Linked DNA regions of Homo sapiens: region 2 is linked to region 1. The links are chromatin loops, found by intact Hi-C in ENCODE. Cell type or tissue: psoas muscle. All regions are shown on one strand.

Region 1 (5,000 bases):
TTCCTAGAACACAAACCATGGGTAATTCTGGCCAGTGGTTCTTTCAGACAGACAGCCCTAACTGGGAAACATGGACAAGAAAGTCAAGACTAGGCTGAGATGGTCACAGAACCCCCAAGTCTGACTAAGCAACTGTGACAGAATTCAGGAATCTGCTATTCCCTGCAGAGGGCCCACAACCTCTGACATCTATTGGTGGCCACTAACTCTTGTCCTAGCTGCTGCACACCAGACCCATATCCCACAGCTAGTTCCAGTGTTAGACAATTGAGAACATGCCAAGACAGATTTCTCTCTGGGATAGGGGCAGGCCAGTCTTCACCAGAGTTGGGCCAGCCCTCTGACTTCACTGCTCCCTGGGCTGTATGGAGACAGGCTAGAAGAGAGGAGGGAAGGAACATGGCACCGGGCTATAAATTGCCCCCAGGCTATTTCCCAGGGGACTTTGGGCCAATCCTGCACCATTTTCTCCCCCACTGTGGGTGGCCCTTTGCAGAGGAGCAGATTAGAGGCCAGTGAGTCAAAAAGCCAGAGATTCCCACAGGGGCATTTATGTTTGGTATATATGATATAAATTTACAATATATATATTCCATAAGGGCATTATATATGGCAAAAAGGTTCTAATGAGCACCACAGCTGTATGGCTCTGGCTAACAGTGATAGCCACAAACTAATTAAGAATTCTTTCGGCTGGGCGCGGTAGCTCACGCCTGTAATCCCAGCACTTTGGGAGGCCGAGGCGGGTGGATCATGAGGTCAGGAGATCAAGACCATCCTGACTAACACGGTGAAACCCCATCTCTACTAAAAATCCAGAAAGTAGGCCGGGTGTGGTGGCAGGTGCCTGTAGTCCCAGCTATTCGAGAGGCTGAGGCAGGAGAATGGTGTGAACCCAGGAGGCGGAGCTTGCAGTGAGCCAAGATCACACCACTGCACTCCAGTCTGGGTGGCAGAGCGAGACTCCGTCTCAAAAAAAAAAAAAAGAATTATCTCACTAATCTAAGCTCAAGAGCCTTCAGGCTGGAATTACTCATCAAGCAAACTCAGAACATTGAATATAAGGTACGACCACCCACATGTGGAGGCCTGTGCTTGGAAGGGAAGAAGAAGGGGAAGTGACTGCGCTAGTTGAAGAGAAAGCACGAGGGTCCTTAAGACTCTGATAATTACTGTATTTGTTCCCTAACACACTAGTTGCACAATTACATTTGTAGAACTGGCCTAGTTTTAGATAGTTCCAAAGAAAGATTCCCTTTCCTCCGCTGAGTATACAATATATCTAAACATTAACAACAACAGAAAACAAACAAAAAGAAATGAAGAAAACCACTTCCTATATTCATAGGACATTTAGTTTAATATCCTACATTATCATTAATTTCATGACTCCTGGAAGCAGCTGAGAGACAGGCAGCCCGCTGGCTTTTGGCTCCCACAGGGAAGCTCCTGTAATTATCTAGGAGAAAGAGGGTAGTCTTTGGCCACAAAGGCTAGAATTTCTTGGCCATTAAGACCTGGAGTTGGAACTAGGCACTGTAAAGATAAACTCAAGTACCCTGAGGGCTAGTGGTGGCCTGCTGGTTTCTACTCAGGAATGCTCCAAAAACAAAAGTCAGCCCTCCCACCTTCCATCCCATTCTGAAAGCCCAATATCCTGTTCTACTTTATTAACAGCTATGGCCACCTCTCAATGATGCAGGGGCCACTTCTTTTCCCTCAATGTCTTTAGCAGGTCTTTTGTCTTTCTGTTTCGCCCTGCTAAGAAGGGCCAGGTTGAAAAGGAGAGTCAAGATCTGATGGTAGAACTGGCTGTGGAAAAGCAGGAATAGGTCAGGTAAAGGGGTCAATTCCTATGAGGCTGGGAGATACGGATTGTAGTGATCTGGATGCCCTTTGCTCTGCTGTGTTTGGAAGGAAGCTTTTAAACTCTTCTGATTGCTAGGGCTAAGCACATAGTTTCTTTACTGGCCAACGCTCCAGAATGGTAGGGAGAGGCTAATTATTTTAGACTATTGTTGAGCCATAGGGAGTGGATAAGCCAGTATTTCCTAGATCCAGAGATTCCTGGGAACGGAGGAGTAAAGGACTGCTGAGAGATGTAAATAACTGAAGGGAATCCCAGAGCCCATTTGAAGGACACATATGACCATTAAATATGACCATTTAAGCACCACCTCAAAGGTCAAAATGTTCCCTTCTTTCAGCTTGGCACCAAGAACTGTGGGATTAAGCCTTGCCTCTAATAAAGGGTCTTCTATAAGAGATGCAGGTTCTAGATTTTAAAGCCACCAAGAGGTAGGGGAGGCTGCTGAGGAGCTCCCTTCGGTCAGGGCTTTATTTCAGGCCCCACACTAGCAAGAGTATTGAGTGTGCCAAGAAGCTGAATGGGAACAACCCTTTACCTGGCACAATGGGAGAAAATCCCTGCCGCCACTCCCAGCCCCAAAGGAATTAGTAAGCCAAGGGTCACTGTAAGGGCCAAGGATAGAGAAGGCAGCCAGCCAGTTGGCACCAGGCTGGTTTAGTAGATTAGTATGTCAGGGCGGGGACAACTCAGAGGCTAGGGATTTTAGTGTAGTCATTAGTGTCAATGAGGAAACCAGAAGGACTTGCCTCAAAGTGATGGAAAAGGCCCAAGTGAATAATATACTTACTCTCTAGATATCCTAGGGCGGAAGGTCAGTGGGAGAGAGAACCATGGGAAACAAAGTTAAAATGGAAACATCAATCTCTGACGTGGTCAGGAGAAAACTGCAGTCTGAGTTTTTAGTCTCTTGGCTCCAAATACATACACCTGCATCATGCTCTTGCCTACCCTTCATCTCTTCCCCTTTTCTCCCCCTTTCATATTACATAGTAAGAAGGATAGACTTTGACCTCTCCTTCTGCTTAAGGCTCCACTCTGACTTCCTGGACTCTGAGCCTTGTCTTCCTAGGATTTGAGACATGGTTGACTGGCCATATATGTAGACTTCCTACACTGCCTAGATGCAGGGCATTCTTCCAAGTAGCTGGGGCTTAACTAGTTTCTCAGATTTCAAGAGAAACCTGCCTTTTTATATGGGTCTTGGTCTCTGACCTGCCAGCTCTCTAATAGATTAGCAAAGCCAGAGCCAGGCTGTAATACATAGCATTTCCCAGCTTCTGGGTGACATATTTGTTAGCCCTGAGATTTCCTGGAGCTGCCTAACTTACTTTCAGTGGTAGCACCTCTGCTTCAGAGAGGCTACAGCTCTGTGGCAGGGAACCCTCTGCAGGCTAGTGACTGCTTAAGGCAAGAATTAGACACCTTCTCCAACACAGCTTTGTTGGGATAGTCAGCACAATAAAGCTCAGTCTGGCAGGGGGTGGGAGCTGGGAACAGATGAAGGTTTCAATAATTCTAAATAATTTCCAGGGATTCTCTACTAGGAACCAGAGAAACCATCTGTTCTGTGGAGTTGCACTATCCATCATCATACCCCAGGTGACTAGGGCAGCCTCATTCTGTTCACCAGGCTGGCCTGAGCCCCAAACCGAGCCATTTTTTTTTCTCTTGCCATATCTAGTAAGAGACGCTAGTAAGAGACCCATTAAACTAGAAGGTAATGTCAGAATCCAATTCTGATCCATACTTGGCCTGGCTTGTTGGGGGCTCAGGAATTAATAAGCCACAGGAGGAAGACTGGCCTGCCAAGTCCAGTGACTGAGATTGCTGACAGCACCCAGGGCCTATGGCAACTTCCAGAACAAGGCTATCTTTCAAGGTATTGGCAGTGGCAAAATTATCTTCTACGCCAACCCCCAATCCCTGTCTCCCCACCTCCCAACACAGACCATTGGACAAGGTACTCACTTCTCAAGCAGGGTCAGAGCAGTCACTGGGTTTACCCGGAGGTACTTGCAGTTGGGCTGACCATAGTCAGCAAGGTAGGTTGACCAATCCCACTGGATGAAAAGATCCAAAAGCTGTAAAATATCCAAACCCCACCCCAGGGATTAGTCAGACAGACAAGACAAACCAAGATTCCAGAAACTTCATCATCCTTCACTACCAGCTAATAAATTGGATATATAAAAATTAAAATATAATAAGAAAAAGAACAGCTGCAGACTATTCTTTCAACCAAGAAAATAAGTGAGTAAACATTAGATGGCAGACTTATCTCTGCCATAAGCAGTATGGAAACATTGCTAAGACTATATGCCAGCAGTCAGCTCTCAGAGGCAACCCTGTAAAGAAACTAACACGGGACTGAATCAAATATGATAATAATATCATAATAATTATTCACTTACTCATTTAATAAATACTTATCAAATGCCTTCAACATGCCAAGAACCATTCTCAGTATTCAACAAAGAACAAATAAAGGTGGATGTAGTCCAGTGCCACATATACAATTGTTTGAACTTCAAGGTTAAAAGGTCTGGGTTCAAGTATCAGTTCTGTGACTTGCTGTACTGACTTAGCCCAAGTGACTTAGGTAATACAGACATATACACATGCCTATATACAAATAGGACACACAGATAACACAGAAACACTGAAACAAGGCATAAATGGATCATGTAGCATTTATAAGAGGCAATATGTGTTACGTCTATGCAGACACAGGCTAAGAAGATGAAATCAGGGCCATAGTAGATTAGCCCATGATTGAGGACACAGAGTCTAGCTAGAATTGGGTTATGAGTGTTAAAGAGAAGTGCCAAGAGCTAGATGTGTGAAAAGACAATGAGAGCTTTCTGAGGGTGAGCTGAGTTCTGACACGGGAGATTTTGACTGAGAGAAACTAAACTTTTGTCAAAGGCTTTCCTTCCCAGTCAGTTTTAGCCTCAGACATCACACTAACAAATATTCAAAAATTGTAACTAAGTAAAACAAACAAATAAAAGCTTCTAGAAGGGGCACAGTCCCAGACTCATATCACTGCATAGAGGGAGAACCCTCACAGTACTTTTTGACTCAAGACATTCTCCATTTCTCCCTTTCCAGGAGATAGGTAAGTGCTGAT
Region 2 (5,000 bases), 400 kb after region 1:
AACCAAACGATTTCATAAGTCGTATTTTATTGAATCCCAAGTTAATTATATTTCCTTCACAATCAATAAAATATTGTCAGTGTTTCAAAAGCAATGAACAAATGAAAGTTATCATCTATTCAAAATGTATGTTATGGTACTGGCAGGAGGTGGTGAAGACTAAATACTGATATAAATATATAAATACATATAATATATATTAAAATGAAAATGTGACATTGAAGTCCATGAAAATCAAAAAAAGAAAAAGCCCTTCAGAGATCTTTTCTAACATGCTATGCTGTTTCATCAAGATCACTGATTCTATCCCTTCAGAGACCATCATTATAATAATGTGTCAAAGAAGCAGCTGACTGACTTCTGCTGACTGGGATGGAATAGAGGGAGAGGGGTACAAGGAATACAAACAGCAGCTAGATCTTAGAAAGCATCTAGGTGTTTTCATTTTCTTAGTTGTTCATTCTATTTGTAAGTAATTTTTACACACTTAACCACCTCTTTCTCAAGAGTACTTCATATATATTCTTCTCTGATTTCCTAATATAGAGAAATTGAGCAAGGTTTATTCCTCAAACACTTATCTCTCAAATCACTCTTTCTACTCTCCCAAAACCCAGTAGCACAGGTCTTGTTTCCTATTACTAATGTGTGTTCCACCATCACCTCATTTCCATCACACCTAAAATGGAACTCATCACCTTCCAATTACAATCCCCCTACCTAATACAGCCAGGCTCTTCTTAAACCACATTTGTTCATCATGTCAATTAGATATAAGGGAAATTGGGCAGGTGGGGAGAGGGATTTAAACAAGTCTAAACTTCATAATCTAACACTTAGATTCCACCATAATAGAAGCTAAACCTAATTTTCCAATGTACTTACCCAATACCCTCCAAGATGAATCTTCCAATTGGATGAGGCTCTACCTCCTAATACGCTGGGTAAATTTCCACTTCTATATCCTTAGTTACGCCATTTCTTTACCTGATTACCTTTCCTTGCCTCAATCTAACCCTTCCTACAAAACCCAAGTACAATTCTTCTTCCTTTAGGAAGCAATTTCTCACTGCTCTAACTCATGATGCTTCCTCTCTGTACTCCTACCTTCAGTCAAACACGTGTTAAAAGTCTACATGGTACCAAGCATTGTGTTGCACACTGGTGATACAAAGAAATAAGATGGAGACCCTGACCCCTGAATCTCACATCATACTATTACAGGAAGCAAATCAACAAATAAAGGATAAATATGATAAAAAATAAATATGATTTTTCAGAGATAAATGAAAAAAGTAACCATTCCAGAAGAATGAAGCAGCAGGAGAAGGACTATGTATGAAAAAAATATTATCCACTCAGGAAACGGCAAGTAACTTTGTATAATTAGAGTATAGGTTATAAAGGAATAACAGGAGATAAAGATGCTATATAAAGCAGTTTCAATGTTAGAGAAACAATGAAAGAATGTAAGCAGGGGAATAATGGATCAGCTTTACAATTCAGACAAACCCTCTAGGAGTCAAGGAGTGGTCAACTGAGAGAAGACAAAGACTGGAAATAGAAAATCTAATATACATCACTAAAACAGTCCAAATAACATTATGAGAACTTGAATAAAGGTAGCAACAGATTACAAGAAGCAAAAGTAACAGAATTAACTGACTTAAATGTGGTACATGGAAGAGAAGAAGGAAATAAGAATAACTACAAGTATTCTGGCCGTGATGACTAAACAGTGGGGCCATTCCAAGCAATAGGAACCATGAAAATAGTAAGTTGAATGCAGGATAAAAAAAGATGAGTTCCCTAAACCTGTTGGGTATCCAGGTGAAAATGACAGTAAAGCACCTCAGTGTATACAACTCTTTCAGGATAAGAAAAACACTTTACCATTCTTAGACTGCCCCAAGTCCAGAAAGTGGCATACACATAGTAAATTTAGATATTTATTATATAAAGGCAACAGGTAACAAAAGGGAATTCATGTGAAAATGAGATTTGGCCCAATAAAAACTTATAAAAGACTTGACTTGAGTGCTTTTCTACCCATTAGAAGTTAGAGGAGAGCCCACAAGCATGACCTAACCTGGACTGTCAAACTAATTCACTATTAACACTTCTAAAACTGTCAAAGTGTGTCTATGAGGCATCTTACACAGGCCATTAAATAAACATTTATTGTGGAATGCAGCTTCCAGGGCTACCTAGCAATAAGACTCAGAGAGTTAAAAATAATAAGAATCAAAAGCTAAAGGCTCCTGACTTTCTCAATCCAATACTGACCTCTAGTGGATTAGAGGCATACAAACAAATGACCTTTAGAATAAGAAACTAGTTGAAAAGAAGATTTAGGCCTTAGAGGCCAAATATAATTATATAGGCTTCAATAACAGGGGAGAAACAAAGCTTCTTGGAGAAAGATAGGTCTTACTCTGCAACTTATTAATTGGGCAGGTTACTTCTCTCTGCAATATCCTTATCTATATATATAAAAAAAAATTAATCAAACCTACCTCAAAGCTGCCACAAGGCTTAAATGAGAAAATACATGTGAAGTCTCTTGAATTAAAACAAACAAACAACAACAACAACGAAAAACAAAAAAAAGCAAGCTTTACCTATCTTGCCTCTGAAAAAGAAATAAGAATTTTTTTTTTTTTTTTTTTTTTTTTGGAGACAGGGTCTCACTGTCATCCAGGCTAGAGTGCAGTGGCGCGATATCGGCTCACTGCAACCTCTGCCTCCTGGGTTCAAGCGATTCTCATGCCTCAGCCTCCCAAGTAGCTAGGATTACAGGCACGTGCCACCATGCTCGGCTCTGTTTTTGTATTTTTAGTAGAGACATGGTTTCACCATGTTGGCCAGGCTGGTCTCGAACTCCTGACCTCAAATGATCCACCCAACTCGGCCTCCCAAAGTCCTGGGATTACAGGTGTGAGCCACCACACCCGGCCAGGAATCTTGTTTCACTATCTACTATGGAAACATCTGAAACCCAGCAATATTTCTATACATAATAATTAATGACATCTAATATCACTGTATAACAAATTTTGCATTTACATACATTTCAAGTGTTATGTTTCTGTAATGGACACCATTGGTGCTCCACTTAAATCCTCTGTTTCACCTCTTATTCCAGCTACCATCAGCAACCAGTTCTGAACAGGCCTGGAAGCATCACATAATATAACCTGACATCAGGTTACTTGGATACTTGGATACTTACAGTACACTTCTTGCTGCCTGCCCTAGGACTTTTCTAATACCAGAATGTGGAACCCCACAAGAAGTACTCAGCACTCCTGCAGCACAATCTGGAAGTAAAACAACCCTTGAAAAGGAGCTGACAGAAATGTTTCTTTGCTTTGTTCCTTCCATAGTCAGTTCCAAAAGTCCTCTCAGAGAGTCCCATGGATTAAGCAACCAGACTGCCCTAGCATTATACCATTGTACTGACTCTCCCACCTTCTCTTTTCATTCCTCCTAACTCTTACTTCTGTTCCATGAGATCATACAATTGAATAAACCAGTCACATATCAACTCCGCAGGCTAAGAGAAACCAAAGCTACAATAACATCCCATCAACAATACAGTAAAGTGGAATTGTGATCCCTTGTTTAGTGTCTGAAGCCCAAAGGATAACCATGAAAATAAATGTCAAAATCAAGATAGGAAGAATCCAAAGATGCCACTTCAAGTCTCACCAAACAAAATTAACTGTAAAAAAGCTGTAGTTTCAAACCAGGGTTTTTTCACACTTATCAGGACTGGCTCTGGACTACATCTTTCTTTGGCAACCCACTCCAGTATCAGATTCGAACAAACAAAATGAAAACAAAACAAAAAAGTGATTTAAAATGAAGGAAAAAGACCATCTTCAGATAATCTCAAAAAAGTTATTTGTATGTTATTGTCCGTAGGAATGTGTTTATGTGAACACATGCATGTGTGTTTCATGTGATATTTTAAAACAAATAAATAGACAAATAGTTTTCTTACACCTTCATCATGACCCAAAGGATTTCCATCAATAAGGTTATTATACTTAGGACCTTTTTTATTTAAATCGAGGAAGGTGGTCACTATACCATCTTTAAAGTTCTCATAGTTACCCGAGGCCCAAGCAGATCTCCAAGTTCCTCAAGCACTCATCTCCTGGACAAGGAGTTTGGGTTGCCTCCACCTCCCGCACCCTGCCCCTGCTGGCCAAGGCAGAGAACTTGGGACCAAGATTTCCCTGCTCCACACCTAGGCATACCTCTGGGCACTTGGTGGCCCCCCACTGGATTCTCCTTCAGCACTAGTGCTTGTGCCTTCCACTGGCAGACCTGTAGGTGGGCCTGCTGGGTCTGACCCCTCCCATCTTACCCATCACTCCCCTAACCCCCAGGGCAAAGCTGGGAGCTGAGACCAGGGTGCACTCCACAGATCAGACCATTGCCTGAGGCAACAGAGAGCTTCTCCCAATAAACAAGGGTCAGATATATACCCAACCACATTGGGCACAATCAGCACTGACCCATATGCACCACCTACTGGCTTCCAAGTTCAATCACAAACTCAATATAAAATCTGCGGACAGAAGTTCATAGGCCATAGAAGAAAAGCCAAAAGACCCTGCCCAACATTCTCGGTAGTTATAGGCCTTAGGGAAGGTGAAAGAGAAGGGGAAATATATATATATGGGCAAAAAATAAAAATTTAAAAATTCTATCCACACAAAAATGATTACAGGCCAGGAGCAGTGGCTTATGCCTGGCTGTAATCCCAGCACTTTGGGAGGCCAAGATGGGCTGACTGCTTGAGCTCAGGAGTTCCAGACCAGCCTGGGCAACATGGAGAAACTCCATCTCTAACCATAAAAAAACAAAAAAATAAAAAAAGGCTGGGCACCTGTGGCTGTGATCCCAGCTATTCTGGAGGCTGGGGTGGGAGGATCACTTAATTTCAGGAGGCGGAGGTTGCAGTAAGATGAGATCATACCACTACACTC

Evidence for each region. A loop is a pair of places that touch in the nucleus more often than their neighbours do. Peaks named below come from ENCODE experiments on the same cell type or tissue, not always from the same donor. Only the 100,000 strongest peaks of a DNase experiment are listed, where the experiment ranks them.
Region 2: it touches region 1 in a loop (2.5-fold over the local background); 7 of 110 quality-filtered maps call a loop at or near these places.

The regions. Positions count from the first base shown.
Region 1 is chr2:72,180,237-72,185,236 of GRCh38, forward strand. It overlaps EXOC6B (exocyst complex component 6B), which reads right to left. Exons shown (of 22, transcript NM_015189.3): 21 at 3,839-3,951. Among named protein-coding and RNA genes, the nearest start is that of CYP26B1, 35 kb to the left of the region's middle. In psoas muscle, no CTCF peak of the experiment used is centred here; a DNase peak (open chromatin) is centred at 2,485.
Region 2 is chr2:72,577,486-72,582,485 of GRCh38, forward strand. The region is part of intron 6 of EXOC6B (exocyst complex component 6B); the gene reads right to left. Among named protein-coding and RNA genes, the nearest start is that of EXOC6B, 250 kb to the right of the region's middle. In psoas muscle, a CTCF peak has its summit at 2,296 (motif pointing left); no DNase peak of the experiment used is centred here.